Regions from separate parts of the Homo sapiens genome. Here region 2 is linked to region 1. Evidence: chromatin loops called from intact Hi-C (ENCODE). Cell type or tissue: dorsolateral prefrontal cortex. All regions are shown on one strand. Each heading gives the region's core, and the rest is flanking DNA. Links, peaks and the distances in the headings are about the cores only.

Region 1 (15,458 bases), core at 2,977-10,976:
GCTGAGGCATGCAAAGCTAACCTTTCATACCCTGTGGTGTCACCAATGCCACCCTTTGCTCAGCCCCCGGCCGCCTTTCGTCGACACAGCAGCTATTTGGTCTGCACTGTTTTCAGATTCCCTTCACTCCTTGAAGAAGCATTGGCCAGAGAAGCACCAGGGGTGGGGAGACCCTCTCCAGGCTTTGCTGAGTCTCAGTGACCCGACATGAGGGCAGACCAGGGTGGCCTTCCAGGCCAGGAGTCTTGCAGAGATTAGATGGGCCCTACGGGGTGGAGCTTTCTGTCCAACTTTTCTGCCTTCAATGACCCTTTTCCAGCTACACCCTCCATCTCAGAGAGCTGGCTTTATTAAGGCCCATGCTAGCCAAAGATGCCTTTGCATGTCAATGATTTTGCTGGATTCTCCCTTGGCTGGACCAGGGTGAATGGCACAGAAAGCTGAGAGGGACCCTTCCAATTCCTCCATCTACAGACATTCTGCAAGGTCAGACTGATTCTTCAGCATAGCTGGAAAGACGCCTCGGAAAACATGGCCTAGTAAACCAGCCCACGGCCTTCCCTTCAAATCTACAGGGCCACAACTGAGCATCTGTGTCAGAACTAATGGCCCACTCAGTTCTAGCAGCCTGGGAGCCCTGTGAAGGTCAGGTTGTCCTAAAGAATTGGCCCACCTGTGGGCTCCTGCTGCTCTGTGTCCCCAGACCATACCCTTGGCCCCAAGACAGGATGTAGATTCCCTACCAAGCTCCAGGCAGCAGTTGCCTCAGGATATGGCCAGCCCTGAAGTCTGCAGCCCCTGGATCCAGTGAAACAATTCCATAATTGGTAAAGTCTCATGAAGTCAGACATACCAGCCCCTGCTGGGTTTGGCCAGGGTGACATTGCACCACCACACTGAGCGATTGTCTAGAATCTTGCCAGGCCCCAGATGATAGAGAGCCTTATTTGGAGATGTGTGTCATGTAGAAGGAGACAGACCTTGTGAGGGAAACATGTTGGCCAAAGAGTGATTATAAGATATATTTGAATGGAAATTCTCCAAGCCAACTCTGCCTTCATCATTGTCCATGATGTTTGGGACAACTTGCCTCTGCAACCAATTAGGCAGCTGCAGCTCATCACGAGAGAGTTACAGCCACCTGGCCCCTGCAAGAGAGGGGACTGGAGTGGAGAAAGGAGGCTGCGCCATGTCATAGAGCAGCCGTTGGTCACAGACACCTTGTGTTAGGGACCTGGCACTGCCATTCACAGGCTGCGTGACCTTGAGCAAGTCGCTTAACCCCTCCCAACCTGTGTCTTCATCTGTAAACTGGAGGCTGTCCTCCCTGAGCTGGCTACCTCACCAGAATGTGGTCATAGGCAACCATGGCTGTGAAATTGCTTATGAATGGGGAAGCCATGTACAGCTGTCCAGTGTTATCTCTATGCTCACCCCCACCCTGTCCCTGTGCCCCCATAGCCTTCCACCTGCCGTATCACTCAGATTCCAGGGCAAAATGCATAATCCTCAAATCACTAACTCCTCTGCTCCCTATGGTCAAGGCCAGTTGTCCCAAACCCAGCCCATTAACAGGGTCATGGGTTGGGGAATGAGTGGAGGAGTACAGGGCCTTGAGAAAATACAGATGCCCAGCTCCTGGGAATTTTGATTTTGCTGCTCAGAGCTTGGCCCAGGCACCAGCATCTTAAATCCAGCAAAACAGAATCTACTGTTGATTCTGTTGCTCAGTGAAGTTTGGAGCCAATTAACCTAGACCCCAAATTCCTGCCTTTCCCTCCTCCTTAGCACCTTGTAAGTGCCTTGATTCTCCCCTTAAACTGTGAGCATCCCTGAGGGGTGGCCCACAACTCAGCAAACGGTGGCATGGTGAACTTGCCTGGGGAGGCACACAACCCAAACCAGCCCCACTCTGCCCCAGACCCTGGTCCAGGTTAAGCTATATTCCCAGCAACATCCGAAGCAGGCTTAATGGAGGAGAAAAGCATTCGAAAATGAATTCCACGTATGGCATGCTACCTGCCCTGAATTGTCACATCCGTTTTCTTGCTGCTGCCTCAGCCCTGTATCCTGCAGGTTTGTTTGCAAACTCAGCAAATGCCCCATGTTTAATTGTGTCTGGAGGCTGCATCCTCATGTCCCTGTCACAGCAGGGGCTGCTGGATTCTGTGCCAAATACCACCATGCTGGGCCTCACTGCCTGACCCTGGCCTTCCAGACGTGCCGTGCCAACTCATGTCCCAACATGCCGGCACACAGCACGGCCTCTTGTACTTGGCTAGGAGCCAGCATGATTTCCTATCCCAGACCCAGGGCACGCTTTTGGTTATGCTTGTTCACAGAGGTCAGGGGAGACCCTGATTAAATAAAGAACACAGATAACCTTGACCTCATTTCATCAGATAGTTGGAAGTGTTCCCTGTCTTTTCTTAACTTTTCCAGGTGCTGGGGCAATAAAACTTACTTGCTGGGGTTTTCCTCTTTTCCTTCCTATGCAATTCAAGAGCAGAGCAAAAGCTCTCAGAATAGCTGAAGAGAGGAGAGAAAGAGACAGGGAACTGGTTGGAAAGTTCTGGGGCTGTGCTGTGTGGCCAAAGCCCTATTGATAGGGAGGGGTTCTTTAGGCCTGGGGATCACAGGGCATCACCCAGTGGAGTCAGTGGTCAGGTTAGGAATAAGACTGTGAGATCCCATCACAAGTTCTCTTCAGTTCTGACTCCTTTTCCAGCACTTACATATATGGTAACTGAGGGCTGAAGTATTCAGCAATCACAGGGACACATCTGGAAACCTTTAAAGTTGAATTTTAAAATTGAACTTTGCATTAACGTGAATGTTGTCTGTCCCAGGAAAAGCAAACCCAAAAGATGAGTTGGCCATGGTGGTCGTGCCTATAAGGACAGATGCTGGGTGTTAGGTTTGGATGGTCTAGGACTGTGTTGAGTGTTTTACATGTATTATGTCATTTAATCTGCATAGCTTTCAGAGGCTTGAGAATGTTGAGTGCGCCTGACCAAGCTCTTAAGTGGCAGAGTTAAGATCTAAGCATCAGCTCTCAGACTGCACAGCCCAGGTCCCAGCAGCAGCAGGTCCCAGGTCCCCTGTGACCCACAGACTCCTGACTAACATTCAGTTATTAAAAGCCTCCACCTATCTGCTGCCCCTCCCTGTGGGCTGCTACACTTTTAGATCCTTCTCCCAGGTTCTCCATCTACTGAGCTTGTCTGTCATAGGCAATGGCATTTTGGTATTGGGGGTTGTCTGTTGCTGTAGCAGAGGCCTGAATGGACAGAAATAGGGTGGCTGAGACTCCCGGCCTTCCCCCAGGCCACCCCCCCTGAGAATGGGCCCAAATTAGCCTGGAATTAGCCTCCTCCTACCCCATCTCCACCCCAGGGCCAGCAATTATTTCTGAGCTCACTGAACCCCTAGTCTAAATATAGCTCTAATAGCCATTTCTCATTTTGGAATGGGGAATCTATTCTGAGCCTTAGTCGGATATAGATCAGACTCCCCAGATGCGCAAAATGTGAAATGGATGCATTATCCGTACCACCACCACCACTCACCCCTTGAAAACGAACTTCCTAATGGAAAGCAACTGGCCTACTACTACAGTCCGGTGGGGTCAGCTCCTGGCAGATGGAAGCGGGAAGCTCTGCATTACGTCTGCAGCCTAGAAAGCATGAAGGCTGGCACAGCGCCGCTGGGTCCCCTGACTGTCCTCCCAGTCCCACACAGAGAAAGGCAAGAAGGGACGTTGCTGAGCACTGACAACAGGATTTAATCGTCACCTAATACTGCTCCCTTTATGCATAGGAGGAAACCGAGGCTCAAAGACACATTTTTGATAAGTGGCTGAGCCAGGAGTTGAATCTAGGACTTCAGAAGCCTGTGCTCTCTCCATTCTCTCAGAAAGGATGTGCACACAACCCTTTACTCACCCTCACAATTGTTTATGTTAATGATAGATAGAAATGGCCACAGTAAACTCTAGTGGTTTCATAATTCATCATTAGAAGTTGCGACAATTTCCTTTCTTAGAATTCAAAGTATATTTCAGATTGATATCACTGTACTTTTTTGAGATCACAAGAGCTAGGGAAAGGGCAGAGCTGAGGGTCCCTATCATACAGATAGATGAAGTAACCAAGATGAGAATAAAATTGAGGGAGATCCTGGAGTGACACTCCTGGAGATTTTTCCAGCCTTAAGATAGTTAGTTATGATGGAATCTTCTGGCTTGAAAGGACAATAGAGATCAATTTATGTTGAACACTGAAAGCTAGACAGATGAAGACAATTGCTAAGGGCTTGCAGAAGTAAGGAACGGGTCTAGGATTACAGCCCAGGTCCTAGGACCCCCAGCCCAGTGATGTCCCAGCACACCATGACTCCTCCACATGGAAACTAAACTGATGCACACATAGTGCGTGATAGCGTCTGCACATATGGGGGCTGTAGGCAGAGGTGCCCTGGTCCTTGCCCAGTAATTTCTGTGGAGAGATGGAGTCTTCTCCATGTTGGGTGGAATTGGTGTGGGTTTTCTGCAGGAAGCTTCTGGGCGGACAGGTGACATCACTGAATAAGGCATTGCCAAACAATGACTTTCCCACCCAATATGGGATAGTTAATTTTATAAGGAGAAAACTCCCCCATGGCCCAGGGCTCACTTCTAGGGTGCTACTGGTCAGAAGGTGAACCAAGAGGGAGAGACCAAGCAGACAAGAGCCCTTTCCATAGTTCCAGAATATTAGAAATCTTGTGGGTATAAAGAAAAGTTGGGCTGGGCATGGTGGCTCATGACTGTAATCCCAGCACTGTGGAAGGTCAAGACAGTCAGATCCCTTGAGGTCAGGAGTTCAAGATCAGCTTGGCCAACATGGTGAACTCCTATCTCTACAAAAAAGAAGTACAAAAAAGAAATTAGCTTGGCATGGTGGTGTGTGTCTGTAGTCTCAGCTACTCAGGAGGCTGAGGTGGGATAATTGCTTGAACTTAGGAGGCAGAAGTTGCAGTGAGCTGAGATCGCGCCACTGCACTCCAGCCTGGGTGACAGAGTGAGACTCTATCTCAAAAAAAAAAAAAAAAAAAAAGAAAAAAGAAAAATTCAAGCTGTCACCCTAAAATAAATTTTGAGCTGCACAGTTAATTTAGTTTAAAAGACTAAAGGTTAAAGCATCTTTAAAATATTATTTTAATTTCCCAAGTCAATAATACCCTGTCTGTGAAAAATTCAAACTCTCCAAAGTTAACCACTGTTAGCAAATATGTAACTCTCTCTCTAGAAGTTATTCTTTGCACGAGGTTTGCATATATATGTATACACAGCTGCACAGTTGTCTTTTGAAAACAAACATTGAGTCTTAATATACCCTTTTTATAAAATTTGTTTTTTTAACTCAAATATGAATCATAGACATTCATCCATCTTAGTACATACAGACTATTATCTTAGAGTGTAGATGTGCCACGATTTTTTTAGCCAGCCCCCTGTGGATGGATATTTAGGTTGTTTCCAAACAGACATTACTACATACAAAGCCACAGTGAATATCCACAGCCAACCACCGGTGTCTAGGTGCTGGTATTTCTGCAGGAAAGATTCCAAGAGGAAGACTTTCTGGGTCATTTTAGGTTTTAGTAATAACTGCCAAATTACTCCTCAAAATGGTTGTGCTAATCTAAACACTCACCGACAGTGCATAAGGCATAAAACCCTTTTAGAGGCCAGGCATGGTGACTCACGCCTATAATCCCAGCACTTTGGGAGGCTGAGGCAGGTGGATCACGAGGTCAGAAGATTGAGACCATCCTGGTGAAACCCTGTCTCTATTAAAAATACAAAAATTAGCTGGGTGTGGTGGCGTGCACCTGTAGTCCCAGCTACTCAGTAGGCTGAGGCAGGAGAATCGCTTGAACCCAGGAGGCAGAGGCTGCAGTGAGCCACAATCACACCACTGCACTCCAGCCTGGGCAACAGAGTGAGACTCCATCTCAAAAAAAAAAAAAAAAAAAAAAAAAAAAAACTTTTAGAATGCTGTCATTTTAACAATTGTCCTTTCATATTTGAAGAATTACTGGAAGATGCCCTCAAAGCTGTATCTCTTACTGAAGAAGATACATTTTGCCTGTGTCCAGGATGACCCAGACACCAGAGGGCCCTCTTTGTCTTTCCCCAGCAGCAGGCTTGGCCCTGATCCTGCAATGGAAGCTCATATAAGTTCAGTAGAGTTAGGTGGGTACCTTGAGACAGGAGATAGGGTGAAACGAAGATGATTTAGAATTCCTTGGGTCATCTGTCGTCTCTGCCTCCTTTCTAAGCCAGCAGCACCTGGTCTTCTGAGAGTGGGGCCCTATGTTGATAAACCTAGAAGGTTCTCCTTCAGGAATATCAGTTTCCAATCATTTGAGCACCATAACTTTTCCCAGAGTCAAATCCCTTTTTGAAAAAAGATGTTTGTTTCCTAGCCAGAGAAGCCTCATACCCAGCCTTGGTTGCCTGCGAGGAAAGATGTGTTTATTTGCACACAGTCTCCTGTGGTCCAGAACACTTCTGCCCCCCATAGGTGTGTGCAAATGCTACTCCTGTGCTGAGACATGCACATCTGGGCACACCCCCTTGGGCTGCTGTGCACTCATTCACAAAATGTATCATTTACACACACTGTTTTTTTGTGGTTTGAACAGCCAGAGCATTGCTGGGAACGCTGGTCAGCAGAGCCCTTGCTAGAAGGAAGTCAGAGAGAAGGGTCAGGTGCTAGATGGAGAAGGGAGTGCCTGCCCAGCCTGCCCTGCCACTTCCCACAAGGAGCCAGTGCCAGCCAGCTAGGGAGCCTCAGCATATGCCTGGGGACTAGCTTGGCTCCGCTGCCTGGGCCAGGAGTTAGGTGTCACCGTGCCAGCCCCTCCCCGCCTTCTTCTTGGCTGCAGAAACAAAGGCTCCCATTGAGCAGGCTGTGCTTGGGAAACACACAACAGTAGGTTCCCGGTCCCAGTTCAGAAGGGGCCATAGTCTTTGTCTGTGTCATTTGCTAAAAGATAAGCCAACCGATACTTTTCTCCAAATTTTAAGGTCAGTTAAATTAAACATTTTGTGGGGGTTGGTGACTTGTATGTGTGTGATGTGTGTTTAATTCTAGGAGTACAGCTGATGAAGAACTTGCTTGACAAGTTTTTAACTTATGTATTATTTTGAAGCAGTGTTTACGTAGCAGTAACATGAAAGTTTCTAATAAAATACCCAATGTACACAGAGTCAAAAAAAAAAAAAAAAAGGCTGGAACAGGAGCAGCACTTTGATCCCCAGGACAACAGCCCCTTCCCACCTGCTGGGCTTGGGGATGGGGAGGGAAACTTTCATTTTTCTCCAGGATGTGGGGCCCTGAGGCTCTGCCCCTGCTTCAGCCCTGACCTTAAGATGGGGTCAAGAATGAGCATTTTGGCCAGGAGTCAGTATCTAGGGACTGGGTATCAAATGAGGAGTGTTGGTAGCCATGTAGCCTTGGACAAATCCCTGCAGCAACTGAGCTTCATCTGAAAAATAAGAGGATTGGCAGCTAGAATGTTTCCAAGGTCCCTCTCAGCTTGTTAACTGTGTGAATGCCAGAACACTCCTCTCATCCCCCATTCCTTTGGGCCTCCATGTTGGAGGGGTTGCTCTGGCTGCAGTCTCCTCTGTCAAATGCATAGGATCTGCCTAGCTAGAGAATCTCACACATTGCAACCCCGCAGCCCTGGAAGTCAGGAAGTCGGGCCTCCTGAGCCTGTGTGTGAATGTGAGCATGAGAGCTCAGAGAAAGGAGAGGATTTAACCTTTACACTAAGAGATTAATCTGTGGCAATAATCCAGAAATGATAGGTTTTAGAGTAGAGCCAAGGTTGCCAAATAAATGATCTCCAGGGGATTCTTGGAACACGTACAAGTGTAATAGGAACCACATTCATTCATTCACTTATTTATTTATGCGTGCATGCAAGCATTCATTCACTTTTCTCATTTACTGCGCATGAGCTGAGTACTAGGTATAGTGGAGTGAAGAGAGATGACTTCGCACCACCCATCACAGGGGCATTTTATCGGAGGCAGAGGCTGGAACAACAGAGTTGCCATTAGCATAACACTAATACATTCATATGTGTCATCCCAATTATTCTTCAAAACAACCCATCAGGGTACTTAGATGAGGAAAAAGAGGCTTGATGAAGTTAAATAAGTTGTCCAAGTCACACAGTGGTGGCAGATCCAGGATCCAAACCCAGGTCTGTTTTTCTCTCAGATCTCTGCTTCTCACTTGTCCCTGAGATAAAACTATTTCAAACTCTATTTTTCTCCCTAACCACATTTGAAGGAGTAAGAAAACCTCCTGGAGGAGGAGGCTGTGCTGAGACCAATTGTCATTCTCTCTTCAGGGCTGCTACTTGGTGATCTGCCCGTAGGTGGGGCTCCTCAGCCCCTGAACTCAGCCACACCTTCCTGGCAGTATAGTAAGTAGCCTGCAATGCTGTGAAGTTTTCAACACAGGACCTGTGTTCAGCAGAGGGACCAGAGGTTTCTCAATCCCCTGTACTATGTTCCGGGAGCCAGTGGTGTCTGGCAGGCCCGAGGGCAGGCTCCAGCCCCCAACTTCATTTCAATTTCCACCTTTGCCACCGCCCTGCTGCGTGACCTTGGGCAAGCTGCTCAGCCCCTCTGGGCTATGGCTTTTCCATCTGTGCATCAGGGAAGGGGATCGCTCTCCCGCTTGGCAAGGGGTCTGGCTAATAACGATCACGTGCCATTTTAGCGCAGCCCACACTGGGAAGCCTGAGGATGGGGTGATTTCTCGACGCTCTGCAGAAAGCACGCTGAGAGCTCCTTGCCCAGCTTCCCAGCTACTGCCGTTTGCTAATGAGGACCAACATATGTTGATGATTCCGGCGTCGGCACTCGCTCCTTGGCTGTCCGAGTTCCCAGAGCAAACTGGCTTCCTATTAGGCATTTATTCTTATTAATAGCAACAAATTGCAGCCCTCCACAACATCTGCTACTTTTCATTTACAAGAAGCTTCCCAAATCATTTGTATTGGTAGTATTTTGTGACCAATTCTTTAAGGCAGAGCAGGACTGGATCCCCCTAATCTGAAAATGAATCCAGTGAGGCATGAAAAATGGGAATATTTTGTTCAAGGTCACCCAGACACACAGATTAGATTACAGCTTGGAACCTCAGCTCCCCAAGCCTCATGCCCTGGGGCGGTTGCCTTTGCTATTCTAAATATCATCAACCTTGACCCCAGAGGTCCTGCCTAGAGGCAGGTAGGGACAGTGGTGGTAGCCAAGGCTGCTGCCCTTGACCCTGTGCCTCTGTCTGCCGTCAAGTGAGGCCCAGCTGGATTAGCCCCATGGCCCAAGCACCAGCAGGAGGAATTGCAAAGCTCAAGGCAAATCATTCCCAAGGAGTTTTTACTGCTGCCAAGTAGAAAAAAAAAAATCATTTTCTGACACTGGGGTGGCCAGATGGTCAGTACAAGGGGTCTGAAGCACATCTTTGCTTCTGGACAGCTGACCACATCTGGAGGGCTGCATTCTCTTTCCAGAGTCTTCTTTAGTACTTTGCTGAGGGGCTAGACCTTCCTGAGATCTGTAGATCTATGACCATAGAATTAAAAGAGCATGGCCAGCGTGGGAGGTACTGAGAAGGGCCATTTATCACGTTAGATCTGGCTTTCAATAATTTCTGAACTTGTACAAGTTACATACGCCATCAATGTTTGCATGACCTATTTGAAGCACAGGGTGGTAAGAAGCTACCACACTGCAACCTTCCCCCTCCTCCATTTGACTGACCTCTCCCCTCTACCTTTCACGGGACCTTTGCATCCTGGTGTAACTTTCTGTCCAGCACCTGTGTATCAGCTAGCTATTGCCACAATAAAGCTTTGTAACAAACCAGCCCAAAACTCACTTGCATACAATAGACATGAATCCTCACACCCATGGCTCTGCAAAGCAATTGCATGTCAGCTCCCTAAGCTCAACTCAGCTGGGCAGTTCTGCTTCAAGCTGCTGCATCAGCCAGGGTTGTCTCCTGGCTGTGGTTTGGGCTCAGGTCTCTCTCCATGTGGGTTCATTTGGGGCCCAGGCTGAAGAGGAAACAGCTATTTCGGGAAGCTCTTCTCATGGCAATGACAGAAGCACAGAAGGCAAAGATGAGCACATAAGCACTTCGGAAGCATTCATTTGCCTCGTGTTTCCTACCATTCATTGGCCAATCGAGTTCTGAGGCCATGCCCAAAGCCAAGAAGTGGGGAAGTACACACCACTTGTCTATTCACCATGAGGCCATAGGGGTGGAGACATAAAAGTCTTCTTTTTAGGGAGTGAAGAATTGGGACTCATAATACAATCTGCCACAGCCTGGGACCAGCCTTCTGGCATCTGCCTTTCTTACCTGTTAGCCAGGTTCAGAAATACCTGCCCCCTTTGAGCAAAGAGAATAGGAGTGACAGGGTTCCAGGCATGTGGAGTGACTTGAAATAAGCACAGCTTCTTGAGCCACTGCTCAACCACAAATTGCAGCCCTGGCAGTGAGGGCCTTGGAGCCATCACAGGGAGACTCCACAAAACCTTTATGTGGTCCCTGGCCAGCAGAAATAAAGCTTGGAAAGGCAGCCAGTGGTGACCAAAGGAGATGAAGGCGGGTGGAGATGCTTTGAGGAGCTCCCCAAGACCATGCCACTAAGACCCATGTGTATTACTGAGCTAAGAATTTGCCAGAAAAGGACTTACTTTTCTCAACTCTACTTCCTCTGCTCGGGGACAGTGACAAGGAAGGACAGCATGAGGTACAGCACCAAGTGCAGCGTCTGCACAGCTTGACAGTTCCTCCAGCAGCCTCTTGGAGTTTCTTAATGGGTCATCTTGCCTCTTTTTTTCTTTCTTTTTTGACAATTTTGAAGGAAATTGGGTACTTAAGAAACCTTTTGGACATTTAAATTAATTCCAACCATCAGGCTCAGTGTAGCCATCGTTGCATTAGCATCCAATTATAAGAGTAGAAATGGAGTAATAACTCACATTTTGACCATAATGTCAAATGCTTAAACAAATTAGAGATACACACAGAGACTGCATGCTATATCTGTGGAACATTTCTGAATGTAATCAGCAGAACAGCAGGCACCCTTCAGAATGTGAGCAGCAACAGGCAGAGTGAGACCCTATTGCCAGAGGAAAGCATCTTTCGAAATATCAGAGAAACCAGGTGGGAGTTGGGCAATGGGGGCCAGGACTCAGAAGCTGTAAAAATTCCTCCAGCTGCCATGGAGGACCCCCAGGCTCCCAGGTCCCCAAGCAATGGGCTCAGCTCATCAGATGGAGAAACTTATGAAGACCAAGGCCATGACTTAAAATCTGATTTGGGACCCTTTGCTCTCTTTTCAGTCATTCATTGCCTTGCTGTGCTAGGCCATTGTTTTGTAAATTTGTGGCCTTTGGAACTGGACAGGTTAGGAAGATGGTGATGAGGATGATGATGAGGATGATGATGATGATGATGATGATGATGATGATGATGATTGCATGTACAACAGCAAATGATAATTCTATTTACAATCATTTAAAACCAGACCAAACTACATTATATTATTTAAGGAAGCTTACCTTGGTGGCAAAAGGATAAAACCACCCAGATTCCCAGAAAGGTGATCTAGGGGGAAAGGAAGTGTAAATGGGGAAGGGCACATGAGTGATTTCTGGCCATAACTGTGAATGAAAAATACCAAAGGAGAGCTTGAGCAACAGCAGGAGGATTTTCTAAAATCAGGGGCCATTTGACCTCTTGTGAGTTATTTGAATTGAGAGCTCCTCGTCTAGGCCTTTTGGAATGGGTGAGAGGTAAGGAAAATTTCCAGGAAGAACAAGGCTATGGCATTATTTTTCCAAATCAGGAAACAGGTATCCAGACCTTGAGAACAACAGAGCCAGTTATGTAATGATACATGATAGGAGACATTTATCCAAAACCCATTTGAGATTACGTTGAAAAGAATAGTGATACCTATCTTTTGACTGAAAGATATCAGAATATTTCATAAAGATGATTGTATTAGTCTACCAGCAAAAGCCGTTCCCCTTTGACCCAAGGAGCTAAGCAGAGAACAGGTGTTTTCATATCCATGCTGCCATGCCGAAGATGAAATAATTTGTCAAGTCCACTCAAAAGGATTATTTCAACTCTTTTATTGTGGTAAAATACACATAAAAAAATTCACAGTGTTAATTATTTCTAAGTGTGCATTTGTAAGTACACTCACATTGTGGTGCAAGCATCACCACCCTCCATCTTCTGAACATTTTCATTTGCTCAAACAGAAAGTCTTTGCCCATTAAAGAGTAACTCCTTATTCCTCCCTTCCCTAGTCCCTGGCAACCACCGTACTACTTTCTGTCACTATGAATCTGACTACTCTAGGCACCTCACATAAGCAGAATCATGCAGTATTTGTCCTTTTATGTCTGGCTTATTTCACTTAGCATCATGTCCTCGAGGTTCATCCATGTTGTAGCATGTGTCAGAATTTCCTTCCTTTTTAAGGCTGAATAATATTCCATTGTATGGATATACCACATATTGTTTGTCCATTCATCTGTTGATGGATATTTGGGTTGCTTCCATCTTTTGGCTATTGTGAGTAGTTCCACTATGAACCTGAGTGTGCAAATGTCTCTTTGAGATCCTGCTTTTGGTTGTTTTGCAGGTGTACCCAGAAGCAAAACTGCCAGATCGTATAGTAATTCTGTTTAATTTTTTGAGGAACTGCTAAACTGCCTAATAGGTTTTTGCACAAAGCCAGGACGATGTCCCAAGACAATGTTGTGCAGACCCTACCCTAACCCTGCACACAATCCTTCTCCCCAAGCACAGTTTATGCACACATGGAGGTCCCCAGAGGTGATGGGGCTCCCATCTCTAGAAGCAGCGAAGGTGAAGTTGCAGCCACATCAATCAACACCTTTGCTAGAGTCTGGTGGCCAGGGGACAGACCTCAATATTTTGTGGTCTCTGAGACAATCTATCATTATGGCAGCTTAGGTCACGTCACCATCTGATTTGTTCTCCAAACAGAAGTCCCTCCCCCGCCCCTCTTACTTTCTTTTTTCACCTCTTCCTGTGGTCTGAATTCCCTCACTCAGTTAATTAGCATGCCTGGCACTGCAGCTTAAGACTTTAATCAGCGTGGGGTGGTTTTAATTAATCGTGTGGCTCTGCATCTGGAGTGGTTTGTGTTCCAGGGTCAGGAGAGGAGCTGGAGTTGGGGGATGGGAGAGGCAGCTTTGTATGGTGTAAGGCTGTGAGTGGCAAGTCTAGGTATTTGGGGAAAGAGAATCATAGAGACAAGGTGGCTCAGAGGCCATCTGGCCACCTGTGCAACATACTAGCAAGGTGTGGATAGTAACTGGGGACATAAGGGAATACATTTATACTAAGCTAAATGGTTGGACTAAATCCAGTTTTCAAAAGTGATTTAAAGTATTAGAAAAACTTCTGATGCTTTGCAGAATTAACCATGGGGTACAGAGTGAGGCAAAGCAATGATAGAGATGGAGAGCTGTGCAGCCAGTCTGGGAGGCCTTGGCCATGCTGGAGACTATTGCCTGATGGTGGGGCCTGGGAGATTTCCCTGGTTCTGTCCTTCCTTGGGAAGGTCCTGGCAAGGTGAAGGAGGTGGCACCTAGCTCTCAAATAATGGTAACCTTTCTACTTGGACTGTCAGAATCCTGTTGGCTCCCCAATTTGAATGTCCACACTTTAAAAAGAGTGGAGAGAACCTAGATCAAGTTCAGAAGAGAGTCATAAAAAATGGTTAAATCATAAATAGAAATATTCCGTAAGGAAAGACTACAGGCAGTTGGGTTGTTTACCTTTAAGATGAGAAAGCTCTAGCTGCCCAGATGATTGTCTTCAAGAGAAAGTTTTCTTGAAGGTAGACCTGGTGCCATTGTTATACATGTCCATGAAAACCAAACAAGTGAGATGAGGCTGACCTGAGAGACTTTGTCAGAGCATTAACAAGGAGCTTAGGATGTTAGGACTGAGAGGGAATTCAGACCTAACGCGCCCAGTTCCTCATTTTTCAGATCATCACAAAGAAGCCCAGGAGAGACTTGTCCAAGTTTACCCAGGAAACTGGGGGGCAGAGCTGTGGCTGGAACCCAGGACTCATAATACCTGTGCAGGACTTGTGTCCCTGTCTCACATGGACCCACCTAAATGAAAAGCTAAGAAAAGCAGATAGCTGTTCCAGAAGCTAATAAAGATAGTGAATAAGTCCTGGAAATGAGATAACTCCAGGTTTCATCCAAAGTGTGGAGCAATGAATGGCTTAGGGGCAAATATCATAGCTCAAGGAGGAAATGACACTATCAAGGTACTAAAAAAAAAAAGTTCTCCCAGGTCTGTTGAACTCCTGACAGAGTTCCTGAAGCCTTGGAAGACTGTCAGAGGAGTTTTCTGGGATGTCGGGGAGAGGTAAGTGACAGTACAAGGAGGATTGGGATATTAATGAAAAGGATAGCAGCGATCCATCATAGCCGTCACTTATAAAGTGCCAGACCATTTACAAAACCATTGCATCATCTGTGCTTTGGGAAACTGTGAATTGGGGTGGGGGTGGGGAGGAGGGATTTTTATCTCCATGTTAAGCCAGAATTTGAACCTAGCTCTGAGGGCTCTTGCATTCTTTCCAACCCAACAAAAAATGACTCATGTTTAAAATCAGGAGGAGGGACTTGACAATTCCAGGGTATGGACATTATTAAACACCAGTTTCAAAATATTTTAAGAATCTGAATGCAAAGGTTTTTGAGAATTTCAGATTCACCAAGCAGCTGGCTCTTGACTTGATGTGGAACATTCCAGAACATGCAGCCACATTCCATCCAAGGTGGATTATAGAACTTGTCAATAGGAGAAACTGAGGAGGATGGTAATTAAGTTTAGAGCGAGAAAATGCTTTTGATTGAGCAAGGCATGATTTTCTGTTTAAGCCTATGCAAAATATGGAGTGCTAGACAAGCAGCTGGAACATATGAAAACATTATTGTGTACTTATGTTTCCCAACTTTCACCATTTATGGCCCCTTTTATTATTTTTTCCCTCTGTGCATTATGTTTTGAAAGATTCTGTCTACTAAACAAACTGCATTTATTAAGTAATAACATATTTCCTATTTTTAATATGAGACATACATCACTGAGTATGAATAAAAAACATAAAACAGCAACAGTTCAATTGCCATTAGGCTTTGGGAAATATTGAAAATAGCGTGTGGACCTCATTACCACTCATGAATTACTAGGAGTCCAGGTACTTTGGGTTAGGAGCCACTATTTATATGCTTACATGACTAGCATGTCTATGCTCACTTAAGGAGTAGGAAGAGAAATTAAAGACGCAACAGAAAGAGGGCAAAT
Region 2 (15,458 bases), core at 2,822-10,821, 560 kb after region 1:
TAATGTGTCCAGTTTAAGGTTTCACTTGAGAAGCAAGAACTGGAAAAGATTTAGGGAATAGAAATTGCAAGAATGACTAGGGATTGAAAAGCAGAATGCTTGAGGAAAGGTTAAAGGAACCAGATTTTCTTTGGACTTGAAGAGGAAAGAGTTGAAAGAGACTTAAAAACAACCTTTTCAAAATAAAAAAAAAGGGGCCCAGCTGCTGTCCATCTCCACCAGAATGGAAGGGGACACCACTCTGACCTGGTTGGGGTTGAGGGTGGGGGGCTTGAATTCGGCATCAGAGGAATCTGTGTGGCTACAAGGAATGTCAGAACTACTGAGAGAAAAGTGGAGCCATTTCCCTGCATATTTCCTTGGAGGTGCTAAAAAAATCGACCCAGGTGCATAGATGAGGACAAGCTGGTCTTTAAGCAGAAAGTACTGCCATCTGTGTAGTTGGTTTGCTGCAACATGAGTCAAAATTTCCTGCATTATCTTCTCCTGTGAACCTGCCTGGCTGCTCCACATTTCTGTTTTACTTATTACTTTGCACAAAACCATTTGTGGTTCCTACCAGAGGATAAATGCTACCTGGAAGGCTTTTTCCTGGAAAGGAATCATTAGCAGTCTCTAACACTGTAACTCCTTCAATGAGCTCTTACCAATCGGGAGAACGCTCAGGAAAGGGACACAGAATAAGTATGGGTTTTTTTGTTGTTATCGTTGTTTTTGTTGTTGTTTTGTTTTGTTTGTTTTTTTGAGACAGAGTCTCCCACTGTTACTAGGGCTGGAGTCCAGTGGCGAGATCCTCCCAGGTTCAAGCAATTCTCCTGCCTCCGTCTCCCGAGTAGCTGGGATTACAGGTGCCCACCACCATGTCTGGCTAATTTTTTTTGTATTTTTAGTAGAGACAGGGTTTCACCATGTTGGCCAGGCTGGTCTCGGACTCCTGACCTCATGATTCACCTGCCTTGGCCTCCCAAAGTGCTGGGATTACAGGCGTGAGCCACCACACCCGGCCACAAGTATGTTTTAAAGCTCAAAGGCAAGGCTGAAATGCCCAGCTTAGGATAACAAGGGTAGGATGTGCTCAGGTTGCAAGGAACAGGCTGGCGGCACTGGAGAGGCCCTAGCTTGGAGCAGGAAGATGGAGGGTAATTTCTCACCATCCTCTACTCATCCTGCTTTAAGCTGGCTCTGTCCCCTCAAGTGGGAGCCCCCTGCAGGCAGGGACTTCTTTGGGGGGATTACTTTATTCCCAGAGCCTAGAAGAGCACATGGTCCCCCTCCCAGGCACATAGACAGGTCAGGTGCACACAGACATGTGGGCCTCCTCCCACCATCCACTGCAGGCACTTGGGCCAGCCATGCAGCTGCCGCTGTGACGTTGAGGTCCCTGGGGACCCAATCCAAGGCTAACACTTCCAGACCCGAACTCAAGAACTGCCTTGTCCTCCCTCCACCTCTCTTCTCAGTACCATTCCCCTGACCCATCTTTCTGGTTTTTCCCACTGCCTCTTCCCCAAGATGTGCCCCTCGTCTGTTTCTGTCTCTTTCCCTCTCTGGATCTGTCCCATCCCTTCTCCTGGATCTGGCCTGCCCCATCCACCTTGTCTCTTCCCCCAATCTGTCCCGCCCTCTGTCCAGCTCTGCCCTCTTCTTCCCCAGCTCTGCCACAGCTCTGCTCCCAGTCAGTTCTGCTTTGCCACATGCCCCACTCGGCCCCCAGTGCTGGTCCTCTGTCCTCTGGCTCCATCGTACTCTCCCCTGTCTGTCCCCACATGTGGACCCACCAATGGTTCTCTTTAGGAGGGAGGAGGGGCTGGGTGCGGTGGCTCACACCTGTAATCCCAGCATTTTGGGAGGCCAAGGCGGGCAGATTACCTGAAGTCAGGAGGTTCAAGACCAGCCTGGCCAACATGGTGAAACCCCGTCTCTAACTAAAAATACAAAAAAATATTAGCCAGGCATTGTGGTGGGCACCTGTAATACCTGCTACTCGGGAGGCTGAGGCAGGAGAATCACTTGAACCTGGAAGGCAGAGGTTGGGGTGAGCCGAGATGGCACTCCAGCCTGGGTGACAGAGTGAAACTCCATCTCCAAACATAATAAATAAATAATAAAATGGGAGGGAGGAGTGAGACTATTCCTAGAGCCCAGAAACACCCCCTCCCTAACTGAGGGAGAGAGAATACACACCTGGTATGTAGTAGAGGCTCGATAATGTGTGATAAACCAGTGAGTGAATGAATGAACACTGCAGAATGAATAATTAAATAACAGTACGCCTGGAAAGCTCAGGAGTGCAGAGAACAGAACCCTGACATCCTCACCACAGGATCTTCTGCAGCATGGAGTACTTCTCAGGTGCGAGCAAATACTGTGTTCAATCCCTGCTTTCTGGGGAGAGGGAGCTTGCGAGAGAGGCCCTGCATCACCCAGGAAAGCAGGGTGACCTCCAAGGCACAGGACAGGGCTGGCCATTGTTTCAGATGGCAGAGAGGACAATGGTGCTGAGGGGCTCCACCCCACCTTGAGGCCCCCCCTCAAAAACTCCCTCTAGGCAAAAAACAATAACAGAAACTCTAGATGCAGGTGAGTTGATCTTTCCTCAAGGGGTTGCAAGTCCCTAGAGACCCTGGGCCAAGCCCTTTGTGGTTGCAGGCACCGTCCTGCAACATCATCCTGCAATGCTGCCAGATGCTGAGTGGCAGGACCCATCACTATGAGTGGAACCTGGCACCTGCCTCCAGTCTCAATTCAGTGGCGCTGACAGCCATGTCCTGAGGGGCCCAGGAATCCAGAAAGGGGAAATGGCTGAGCCCAGTGCAGGGGCTTCCAAAAGCTAGAGCAGCTGGGAGCCGGGGTTCATGTCAGGAGTTTGAGTGCGGTCGGAGGGGGCTGAAGAGACAATGGTGGGGGCACAGAGGACAGCCCCTCTGGTCCATGCAAGGTCAAGAGGGGCCTGGGTGGAGGCTGAGAGCCTGCCTCAAGGCCCGCTGGGTGGGTGTGCCCTTGTCATTGTTACTACCCGGGCTCAGCAGGATACCCTAGAGGACCTGGCCAGTGGAATCCATCCCATCCTCTGCGTTCATCTGAGCCACACCCACGGTCCCCCCCACCGTGTGTTACACAAGCAGCCCCTGAAGGCCACCTTGGCCTCCCCATTAGCGTCACCAGGACAACTCCCCCTCTCAACCCCTGCTGCCCAAAGGAAATCAGCACGTGTTTCCAGGCCTGGCCCCCACGGTGGCCCTGCCGCATCAGGCCCTCTGCTCATCGAGCGCGCACACGCGGCACAAGTCATTAAGACATTCTCGACCTGCGACCGGCAGGCACACACCCACTCACAGAGGTGGCCTCATCGGAGCCCAGGGCCGTGGCCGGGAAGCGCCGGGAGGGTCCCAGGGATGCGGTGCTACTGCCCCCTGCTGGCAGCTTCTGGAACACCGCGGGCTGATGACAAGACAGAATACGCAGAAAGGCCTCCTCCCTTCCTCCACACAGCTTTACAACAGGGAACATTCAGGGGTGCGGCCCTCAGTGGGGACGTGGAACTGGCTGCGGCCAGAATAACTCCCAGTTTGCAGAGAGGGAACGGGCAGCACAGAAAAGGAGAGCAGGGGGAGGAGGGTGAGAGATGGGAGCTCGCAAGCCAGCCTGAAGAGTAAGTGTATACACGCCCCTGCCATCTGCACTGCCCTTCCCAGGTTACAGAGCACGTTCATGTTCACTGAACATCACAGCTCTTCCAGACGACCCTGAAAGGCAGGGGCAGGGCAGGTAGGGTTCCTTCTGTTTTTCCAGTGAGATCATGGAAGCCCAAGGAGCTGGTATCCCTCAACTACAGTGGCACAACCAGGTGCTGGGCTGCACCCAGCATAATGTCTGCCTCTGCTCTGATGTGTGATATTGAACAAGTGTTTCTGGGCCCCTGTGGTGGCCCCAGAGCATGAGAATTTGTTCTGACAAAAACTTCCTCTACCCCCAGAGCCAGACCCAACCTGTTGCCTGGTGACAGGCAGGTGTGGGCGGGGAGAGGCTGGGTCTAACAGTGGTCTGTATTCTCCATAACAGACTGGAAGGCACATTAAGTAGAGATAAGCAGAGGTCTGAGAAAACGTAAGTATTGTAGAGCACAGAGGTCCCGCCCCAGCGTAGCAGCTAGACAGCCCCTAGGATGCTGAGATGCTGGGCTAGCCCCCACAGCAAGGCTGGAGTTCGGATGGTTGATCATTTAACCTTGTGCTCCTGTTGCTTTCCAAGTGTCCGGGAAGAGCCAAGGTCCATAGATAAAAGCAGCCACAGCCGGGCACAGTGGCTCACGGGGAGGCCAATGCAGGTGGATCACCTGAAGTCAGGAGTTCCAGAGCAGCCTGGCCAACATGGCGAAACCCCGTCTCTAATAAAAATACAAAAATTAGCCGGGCATGGTGGTGGATGCCTGTAATCCCAGCTACTCTGGAGGCTGAAGCAGGAGAATCGCTTGAACCCAGGAGGTAGAGGTTGCAGTAAGCCAAGATCACACCACTGCACTGCAGCCTGGGTGACAGAGTGAGATTCCATCTCAAAAAAAAAAAAAGAAAAAGCCACACACCCTGGGTGTGCAACAGGCTGGAGTTGGACTCCTTCTTTTGATGATGGAACCCTCGTCCTCCCTAGGGACAGATCATCTCAAGTCAGCTTCCCCAAACTTCTATCTGGCATCTCCCAGATTCTCCCTGTTCTTGTCTGATCTCCTACTGCCTCTGCCCTAACCATTGCCCAGAGCTCCCCTCCTCCTGTCCTGCCCTTCCCCAAGGCTATGGCCACACCAGGGTCAAGGGCACAAATGGCCCTTCCAAGCACGAGTAAACTGATTGGAGGAAACAAACCCATTCCTCATCCCTGTCTCCAAGTCGCCACAAGCGATAGCAAAATGCATCCTCTGCTCCGGACCGAGGAGCCGGTGACAAATGGAAGACTTGTTCTTCCTCTGAAATTTTTTTTAATGTTGAGAGAGGAGAGGCGGAATATTTATTAGTGCGGAAATGGGACTTGTCGGAGCCTGTGAACGCCCCCACACGTGTCTGTTCTCAAGGAACAAGAAAGACAAGTTAAGGAATCTAAGACCCTTGTGAGCCATGAAGCAGTCTCTCCAGAAATAAAATGTGTACCCAAGCAGGGGCTCCAATCAAACACTTCCACCAGCTAGAAAAGGGGGCCGCCAGAGGGGAAAATCCAGCCCAGCTCCTACCACCACCCCCGGCCCCACTGCACCGTGGACAGTCCACCCCAGCCCTCTCACACCTGACCAAGTACTGCCATCCTTCGCCCCTCCCTGCTGCCCTAGGGCCAGAGGGGCTAAGGCAGCTCAGAAATAGGCTAATTCGGGTACAGGGAATGCTTCCTGCAGGAGGCATCACCTCACAGAGAGCTCTGGGGTCTTTACCCGCTGTGTTCAGGTCTGGCCTGGGCAGCTTTGAGCCTCGTGGCCTTCTTCCCTGCTCACTCCCTCATTCATTCAGGGACCACCCTCCCTCCATGTGCCAAGACAGTGCTGGATCCCATGGGGAAAGAGAGATGAGTAAGACCCTGTCCTTGTCCCCCATCATGGCTGAAAGGGACAACGGGCAACCAAAAGTCGCATTTCTGTGTCGTGTTACTGTGTCGTGAACTTTGACTCAGTGACCTCATCTCAGGTTCCAGGGTGAGAGCTGGTTTCAGAGCTGCATTGCACAGAAGAAGAAACTGAGTCCCAGAGAGATGAGCGGTGGCCCAGCCTGAGCCTGACCCGCAGACTTCGCTCCACACGCTTCCACCCTCCTGCCCGCGGCTAAGCGGCAAGGCTGGTCCTTCGGCCATCGGAGGAGTGGGTTGGATCCTCAAGACAGAGACACGACTACTGGCTGGAGTCCTCAGCTCTGAGGGTGCGGACTTCCACCCACAGTAGTTTCTCACACAAACCAAAAGTCCCCTCCGAAGAGCAGCCCCAACCAGGCGGAGGGGACAGATAACCCGTTTCTGAAGGCTGAAGCAAAGTGGAGAAGTCAGGCGGCCTGAACCAGAGCTCAGAACTGAGGTCCTCGCTGGGGCTGCCCAGGACCACCTTCAAAAGCCACCGTCTGCAAGAGTAACCCACCCCCCCCCCCACCGACAACTCCTGCCACACTCTGTATACCCCAGGGGCTGGACATGTCCGTCTAAAGAGGCTTTCTTGAGGAGAAGAAGAAGATTCTGGCCTAGGCTCGCCCTATCCAATTCTCTCCACACCTTCCTGTCCACCCAGTCCCCCAGGGGAAGCCAATAACCCCTGCAGCTCTGTGGCTGAGGCCATCCCTGCCTCATGTGTTGGTCTCTCCTGCCCTCTGGTGGACAGATCCCAGCAGTGCATCCTGCATAACCCAAATGGAATCACCTTTCCTTCCAGAGCCTCTTCAATCTCTGTTCCTCTTCCCACAGGATCCTGTATCTGGGCCCTGCACCTCCAGGGCCATACTGAAGGTGGAGGTTGCTCTCTGCTCCCTCACTCCCATTCCCCTTATCTCCTCCTACAAATCAAGACCACCTCCTTTCTGACCCCAGCATTCGGGGACCTTCTGGCCTAGCGTCCAGCTCCTTCTGCGTAACTGGTGCCCTGCCCCTGATGCTACTGGGCCTCCCCTGCACCATGACCCCTTCTCCCTGGGTCTCCTTGCCTGGATCTCATCCCTGCTGCCTGCCTGCCAGTCTGGTCTCCTCCCCCACTGAAGGCTCTGATCGTAGGTAAGAGGCTGACCTGGCCCTAAATGCCCAGCTGTGGCCACCAGCTTCAAGGCTCTGGGCAGCCTGTTTCTGAGCCTCTGCTTCCTTGGGCTTGCTGGATTTGCTTGCTGGCCTTGGTTCAACCGACTTCAATTTAACTGGCATTAACCAAGCAGCTCTGCTCTTTAGTAGACATTGTCCTAGGAGCAAAGAGAATAACAGAGGTGAACAGGCTGCAAATCAGTCTACCAGGGAAGGCAGACACAGCAAGAGGTACCCGAGCAGAACGTGCTGGGTGCTGAACCAGGAAGAGCGTCTGAGGACAGCAGGGCCTGGGAGCCCCAGGGAGAGGATTCATGGGGAAAGTGACCTGAATCCTAGGCCGATGGGGGAGCAGGCTCCCCGGCACGGAGCAGAGGGGATGCTGGCTGTGACAACCACCACTACTGAGCACGCCTTTACCTACACTATTCTCACCTCGCCCTAATGCTGAAGTTAAAGCTGATATTATCCTGCTTTTGAAAGATAATAGAGCGTCAGAGCATTAGGGCAGACAGCCCCGGGTCTCATCGCTAGCAAGTGACTTGAACCTGGTGCCACATTCAAGGCACCATTCTGTTGCTTCCCTAGCAGAAGGCAGAGCGTGAGCAAACGTGTGGAGGCTGGAAGTGGCAGCCCACTCAGGAATAGAGAGTGTTTCCAGGCAGGCTGAGACAGCGCCATGTGAGCATGGGACCTGCACTCTCAGAGCCACACAGAGGGCGGATGAGGAGGGCAAGACGAGGGGTGGGTGACCGCATGGCCCTCACTCTCACCCTTCCCTTTTTTTTTTTTTTTTTTTGAGATGGAGTCTCGCTCTGTCGCCCAGGCTGGGGTGCAGTGGCATGATCTCTGCTCACTGCAACCTCCATATCCCAGGTTCAAGCTATTCTCCTGCCTCAGCCTCCTGAGTAGCTGGGACTGCAGGCATGCACCACCATGCCCGGCGGATTTTTTGTATTTTTAGTAGAGACGGGGTTTCACTGCATTAGCCAGGATGGTCTTGATCTCCTGATCTCATGATCTGCCCGCCTTGGCCTCCCAAAGTGCTGGGATTACAGGTGTGAGCCACCGTGCCCGGCCCTTCCCTCCTTATTCTAAAAAAAAACCTTTGGTTTTTATCTTAGTACTTGTTTACCCTAAATACAAACTGTATTTCCTAGCCTTCCTCACTGGTAGATGTGGCCATATGGTTAGGGGCACATGAGTAGAACCTACATAAACAGCTTCCAGGTGACGCTTTGAAAGGAAGGAGAATGGCTCTTGCACCTCTTCCTGCTGGCTGGGTTGTGGGCGAGGTGGCAAGGGGTGCCGGCTCATGTAATCAAGGGCATGCTGCAGGAACAGCAGAGCCACCACACGGAAGATGTCACGGGGCTGTCACACTGTCCTGGGACTGCTTATCATCAGGCATTACTTGTGAAAGAGAAATCTACTTCTCTCACGTGTACGCCCTTATTTGGGTCTCTGTCACGGCAGCTGAACCTGAATTCTAGCTAACATAAAAGCTATCACAGGGGTCTCAGCCAGACAGCAAAGTCAGAGGCAATGGAAGGGAAGGGGCAGGGGCGGGAGATCCTCAGATGCTGTGGAGACAACTCCGATAGGATTTGGCATGTGGTTGAATGTGGGCGGTGGGGAAGGAGGACCGGCAAGGCATGAAGTTGACAGCAGAATGGAGGTATTTGAGACAGGCCATCCTCTTCTTTGCCATTTCACTTCTAGATCTCACTTTCTCCTGTGTGCATCTCCCCTTCTTCAAGACCTCTCCTTTCCCTGGGTTCAAAAAATCACTTGACCAAGACCTCTCCTGCCTCTGCCCCTCACATGTGCTTCTCTTTGCTGGACACCACCCCCAGCCCTGCACCACCCAGCCTGGCCACTTCAGGGTCTTTTATAGACTCTGCAAACAGCACCTCCCCACTGGAAGCTTCCCTGACTGCTTTGAGCTGAGCTAGGTCCTCAATCTCTGTGCTCCCTTCTGACTCAGCATGGATCCCACCAGGAACTTCTGGAGGGCAGATACCTTCTCTTTTTTTTTTAAGAGACTGGGTCTAGGCTAGGCACAGTAGCTCATGCCTGTAATCCCAGCACTTTGGGAGGCTGAGGCAGGTGGATCACTTGAGGTCAGGAGTTCAAGACCAGCCTGGCCAACGTGATAAAACCCCATCTCTGCTAAAACAAAAATTAGCCGAGGGAGGTGATGCACAACTGTAGTCCCAGCTACTCGGAAGGCTGAGGCAGGAGAATCGCTTGAACCTGGGAGGCAGAGGTTGCAGTGAGCAGAGATTGCACCACTGCACTCCAACCTGAGTGACAGACCAAGACTCTGTCTCAAAAAAATAAGAGACCAGATCTCACTCTGTCACCCAAGCTGGAGAGTGGTGGCACAATTACAGCTCTCTGTAGCTCCATTTCCTGGGTTCCAGCCATCCTCCCACCTCAGCCCCCGAGTAGCTGAGACCACAGCAGTGCACCACAGTGCCTAAGTGACCATATTCACCTTTGGATCTCAATGTCTAGCATCCTGCCTGGCACATGATGGGCACCCAGGAAATGCCATTAGCCAGGATTTTCCTTTATCCCTGTGCCTGGAAACCACCTCCTGGCTCCCTGTCACCATTCCCCCTCGGCAGTCTCCACCCATCTGAGTGGCAACACTTAGATGAAACAAAAGCAAACCAGTCAGTGTGGAGAAATGAAGCCTCTAGAAGTAATGTCAGGTAACTTTCTTCAGCTGCCCTCCCCCCACTCTGATTCAGAACTGCCATTATCAAAAGGTAATAGGTTTCCATAATCTTACTCCCCATTTGGGCAGAAAACCATGAAGCATGCTTTCCCAAGGATGTTTAACTTGAAATCTTCCATACCTTAAATTTAGGTCTCCATTTCAGAAATGATGCAGGCTTAGATGAAAGAAGACAAATGTCATTATTTTATGGAGAGGAAGTTATGAAACACCACACATGTCAAATCTCCATATACCTTTTCCTCCTAATGCAGCAAAATGATACCTTTATACCGTTCATTCAAAGGCTCAGTAAGTCGGCACAGGGAGATGGGGCTGCAGCAGTAATCATCGATGTTTCTGGTAACCCCTGGCACCAATCTACTGCATTCTAAACACATGAAAGGCTTCCTCAATTTCACTCCCCATCATCATCAGCCACAACAGGTATTTATTGACTGCCTGTTATACGTGGGACATTTGCTAGGTGCAAGGAAAGAAAACTTGAAATTTCCCAAAGATTTTGAAAGGGGAAAGATCTGTACTTTAGAAGTAAGTTATCTGCCTCTTAAATGAGCCATGTGTATAAAGAAGACAATTGCAGAGACTTTTATAGAGATGGTCTAGACCGTTGTACATTGTCAGATTGCTCCGTGTGCAATGTTTGCCAAATACAGGACAAATGATGCCATCATAATTATTCAACGGCATGGTAACCTAATCGATGCGCCAGACAAAACCTTCCAAAGAGAATCTATAGCTCTTCTGATCCTCACCCAGCCCTGCCAATTACAGACAGGCAAAATATTTCCATGGTCTCCTTCTCTGTCTTATCATGAGAACGTGCAGACCAAATCTGTGTTTTGAAATCAAGAAGGTCTGAAAAAGGCTACTTATCTCCAAATGTAGTCACACGTAGATTTGAAACAAATGCAATGGCTTTAGGGAGGAAAAAGACAGAATTCTTTGAACACAAAAGCTCTGCATGCCTTTTTTAATGAGTTCAGAAAATGATAGAAACGTTATCGTCCTGCAAATGCTCACTGAGTCACGGCAGCAGTGCGAAGCCTTTGTCACTCATTTCTTCAAGTCTCTTTCCACATTCAAATCACTCTTCATCATTAGTAGCAGGAGATTACAATTTACATGATTGTACTCATTTGTGCAAGAAAACATGAAGGGAAGTTTCTCAATATTTTGATACAGGTTTTATACATCTGCCAGGCACCATTTCTTTTTTTTTTTTTTTTTTTTGAGACAGAGTCTCACTCTGTCACCCAGGCTGGAGTGCAGTGGCACAATATCGGCTCACCGCAACCTCAGCCTCCCGGGTTGAAGCGATTCTCCTGCCTCAGCCTCCTGAGTAGCTGGGATTACAGGCGCCCGCCACCACGCCCGGCTAATTTTTGTATATTTAGTAGAGTCGGGTTTCACCATTTTGGCCAGGCTGGTCTTGAACTCCTGACCTCGTGATCCACCCACCTCAGCCTCCCAAAGTGCTGGGATTACAGGCGTGAGACACCGCACCCAGCTGACATGTACCATTTCTATCAAATGTCTGTGTACTTGTTTTTGTTAAATGTGGAGAAAGAGGACTCTATTCCTTTTTAGTATGGAGACTGAGAGAGACCAAAACACAATTTCTTTATTCTAAAAGATGAGAGGGATCAGGCATGGTGGATCAAGCCTATAATCCTAGCACTTTGGGAGGCTTGAGGAGAGAGGATCGCTTGAGGCCAGGAGTTTGAAACTAGACTGAGCATCATAGCAAGACCCCATCTCTACAAAAATGAAATAAAATAAATAATTAGCTGAGCTTGGTGGCACGTACCTGTAGCCCTAGCTGCTTGGGAGGCTGAGGCAGGAGGATTGCTTGAGCCCAGGAGTTCAAGGCTGCAGTCAGCCATGACCACATCACAGCACTCCAGTCTGGGTGACAGAGTGAGACCCTGTCTCTAAAAAATAATATGAAAAAATGAAAGATGAGAGGACTGAGGCCCAGGAAGGAGCATGAACTGTGATGCAAGGAACAGGGGCAAGATTGCCTGGACAGGACCCTGAGACCTCACTCTGGATTTCCTGGCCACTGAGCTTCCCAAGCCCAACTTCTCATGGAACTGGTGGGTTTCCTCCCCAACCTTCACCTACCGTTCTGCAGAGGAGCTGAAACTTATGAAACCAGTGAGTTTCCTCCCCGACCTTCACCTAACCCTCTGCAGAGGAGCTGAAACTTCTCATATGGAACCAGTGGGTTTCCTCCCCGACCTTCACCTACCCGTCTGCAGAGGAGCTGAAACTTCCCACAGCCCCAGGTCTCCAGGCACTGAGCAGCTGGTGTCCCCAGACAACTCTCTTTACAACTGGCACTGAAAGCCAGACAGCCCAGCACCCCGGCAGTGAGGATTCCCTCCCCTGCCATCAGTTTGACCCACCCTTGCCACATAGGAGCCAGACCCCAGAGGGTAAAGTCCTCCCATTGGGATGCAAGGCCATTTTGCACACCCAGCAGAGCACCTGGCCCAGGCAGGCCTCTCTGGGGATAAGGGATGGGGAGAGAGGGGTCTGCTGACTCAGCCTTGTAAGTTTTCTTTACCCATGCCCCCATCCCTAAAAGAACTTTATTCCTTAACATACCATGTGAGATTGTGGAATGTGTACTGAGTCCTGCTGCACGAGTGGGCACCAGAAGGGACCTCTCTGTGTGACTGTAGTGATCATCATAGGACTACGATGTGCCATACAGAGCCAGTTAGAAACAATAGTTGGGAAGAAAACCCAGGCCCCAGACTCCCAATCTGCTACATTGTTATAACTTATCTCAAAACACTTCAGCATAGGTGGTAATACATATAAACATATATCACAGTTATACATGTACAGCCTAGGGGAAGTTATGTAACATTTGAAGTTCCTTAATGGGGAATACATACTCCCGGGGCAGGTAGTTAGCATCTGAAATGCTTTCATGAAAACCCCATACCCAAGAGGTAGCTGCTTACAAGCATTCCAACCAACTAGATTTCTGATTGACATGACAGCTTTTGTTAATTAGTATAATGGATGTTAGAAAACATTTTTATTGCTGAAATGAATGCAGTTCAAGATGCATGGGTGGCATAAATGTATTTCATAGGCGTTCTCACCCATGTATGTGGGGGGCGTAAGAATCTGCTGAACCCAGTTACTTATGCCCTTTGGGATAGCAACCCAGGTCTTCCCCATTTGGCGATTATGGAGGGTTGTCAGCTGATCCCAACTAGAAAGTTAACTGAACCTTCTGCTCAAGCACTTCTTCATCTACCAGGGTATGCAAAGTGCTCCTGAGAGAACCCGAGTCAGGGACCTGGGACATCATGGAGCTTACATGAGTGAGCTTCATGACCTTTTTTTTTTTTTTTTTTTTTTTTTTGAGGCGGACTCTCACTCTGTCGCCCAGGCTGGAGTGCAGTGGCGCGATCTCAACTCACTGCAAGCTCCGCCTCCCGGGTTCACGTCATTCTTCTGCCTCAGCCTCCTGAGTAGCTGGGACTACAGGTGCCCACCACCACGCCTGGCTAATTTTTTGCATTTTTTAGTAGAGATGGGGTTTCACCATGTTAGCCAGGATGGTCTCGATCTCCTGACCTCGTGATCCGTCCACCTCGGCCTCCCAAAGTGCTGAGATTACAGGCGTGAGCCACCGTGCCCAGCCTCTTCATGACCTTTTTTGTGCCTGTTTGCTAATAAACTTTTGTGCTTCTAACAGAATTCATTCTAAGATTTACCTACACTGGAACATACCATGAGATACAAACTGTAGTAGGCAAAAACAAACAAAAACAAATCTACATTCCTCACCCATCTCTAAATAATATAAAGGACTGATACCAAACAAAAAGAACCTAAAATACTGAATGACCTAATTGGCTTGGGCAAGTCTGCAACACCATTCACTGCTTTTTCTGCTAAACCATCCAGTTCACCGTATCTTATGATGCATCACCCTCCTTAATAAGCAGAATCAAGATCCAAAATCACTTTAGCAAGCTGAAACATGGACTTGAGTCATCAAGATGAAATTTCACAGAGGTAAATGTGAAGTCCCAGAATCAGTGTGCAAACTGTCAATTGCAAAATTATAGGATGGGATAAGAGACTGGGTTTGCAGCAGACTTGTATCATAATCTCTGAATTATGGGTTTAATGGAAGTTTACAGAGTGAACAGGAAAAACTACTAAGTGTTCAGATGGCATCTAAAGCTCAAGGAAAAGAGCAATTTCACAGTGTTCTGCCCTCGTCAAACCACATCTGGAATATGGTAATAAATTCTGGGTTCCATATTTTAAATCATTTTGACAAATGAGAATATATCCAAAGGAGAGTGACCAGGAAGATAAGGAGTCTTCAAATAATAAATCTCAGTTAAATAAATAACTCATGAGATCTATCCTAGAAAAAAACACAAAAGAAAATATATTTCAACATCAAACAGTTGAGAGCTTGTTATGAAGAGAGTGTTTTGTAGACTAAGAGGTAAAAGATTTCATCTAAGCAGAACAGATAGCTAGAAGTGTCCAGTAATGGAAGGTACTTACTATAGGATAATTTCTGTCTTATGCAGTAAGTATAGTCATCACCATCATCACCATTATCATCACCATCACCACCCTCATCACCATCACTATCATCACCATCATCATCATCCTCAGTTTACAGATGCGGTATTAAGTCTAAGACAAGTTAACTGACTCATCCCATATCATATTGCTCATAAGAAAGCTACTTCCAACACTGCCATTCTATTATTTTTAATTCTCTAAGAAGCTATCTCTTTTCTCCTCTCTTCTTGACAAGAGTGAAGGGAATGTGAGTCAGGGGTCTACCTTGAGTCCTTCCTTTGCTGCTTCTCCCGTATAGCAATTGGTAAGATTATGGGCATTTATTCATTCATTCATTCGTTCATTCATTCATTCATTCGAGATGGAGTCGCTCTGTCACCCAGGCTGGTGCAGTGGCATGATCTCAGCTCACTGCAGCCTCTGCCTCCCAGGTTCAACTGATTCTCCTGCCTCAGCCTCCTGAGCAGCTGGGATTACAGGTGCCTGCCACCACACTCAGCTAATTTTTATAGTTTTAATAGAGATGTGGTTTCTCCATGTTGGCCAGGCTGGTCTCGAACTCATGACCTCAAGTGATCCTCCCCCCTCGGCCTCCCAAAGTGCTGGGATTACAGGCGTGAGCCACCACACCCAGCCTGTGAGGTTTTATATTAGACAAACTCTTTAGGATCCAATCCCCAGTTCTACTATTTATCACTCACACAACCTAGGGCAAGTTACTTAGCCCCTCCAATCCTTAGCTTCTCACCCTTAAGGTAGTGTTCCTGACAAGAAATTTCTCATGGAGTTTATTTGTGAACTAACTGAGGTAAGGCACATGCACCACTGTGAAGGTGCCAAGGCACAGTAAACACACAATAAAAATTTGTGAATTATTGCCCAGCTTTTACATGCTGAGCACTGTAAAGACACTGCAAGATCCACAGAGCTTATAATCTAGCTGCAAAGCCTTCTTCTTCCAGGAAGCCCACCTCAAACAAATAACAGAGGGTTTGAAAAGCTTTGCAGGGAGTGTGTAGTACTGGCAGTCTCAAGGGGAATGAATTTCCATTCCAGATACTCAACTTCCAAAGGTACTATTCCCTAAACTGATCTTCCTGAAAATGCCTCCAGCAGAGGACTCCACTCTCAAAATTTCCCTTCTCCCACTTTATGAAAGAAAGTCACACTTTTTCTCACCCACTCAGAACCTCACTGTATTTTTCACATCTTTATCCCCAGATGTGAAAACATCTGGGCATCAAACAAAAGGACAACTTTGAGGCATTGGTTTACTGGGTGAGAAAATGAGTGACTCCATTTACTTTCTGCACGTCACATGATTTTTCAGTTCTTTGCCTTCTGTGAAATTGAAAGAGAACTAATCAAATGGCTAACAGATAGA

What was found. Peaks named below come from ENCODE experiments on the same cell type or tissue, not always from the same donor. Only the 100,000 strongest peaks of a DNase experiment are listed, where the experiment ranks them.
Region 2: a loop joins it to region 1, with 5 times the contacts of the local background. A loop is called at or near these places in 12 of 110 quality-filtered maps.

The regions. Positions count from the first base shown.
Region 1 is chr7:132,242,871-132,258,328 of GRCh38, reverse strand. All of the region lies in intron 4 of PLXNA4 (plexin A4), which reads left to right. Among named protein-coding and RNA genes, the nearest start is that of PLXNA4-AS2, 10 kb to the left of the region's middle. RefSeq lists enhancers at 6,348-6,863, 6,864-7,381. In dorsolateral prefrontal cortex, for the core only: a CTCF peak has its summit at 6,141 (motif pointing right); DNase peaks (open chromatin) are centred at 6,168 and 6,908; H3K4me3 peaks cover 691 bases; H3K27ac peaks cover 813 bases.
Region 2 is chr7:131,680,184-131,695,641 of GRCh38, reverse strand. No RefSeq gene overlaps it. Among named protein-coding and RNA genes, the nearest start is that of PODXL, 130 kb to the right of the region's middle. RefSeq lists a silencer at 6,313-6,362. In dorsolateral prefrontal cortex, for the core only: CTCF peaks have their summits at 3,223, 3,422 (motif pointing left) and 6,335 (motif pointing left); DNase peaks (open chromatin) are centred at 3,421 and 6,311; H3K4me3 peaks cover 610 bases; H3K27me3 peaks cover 1,350 bases.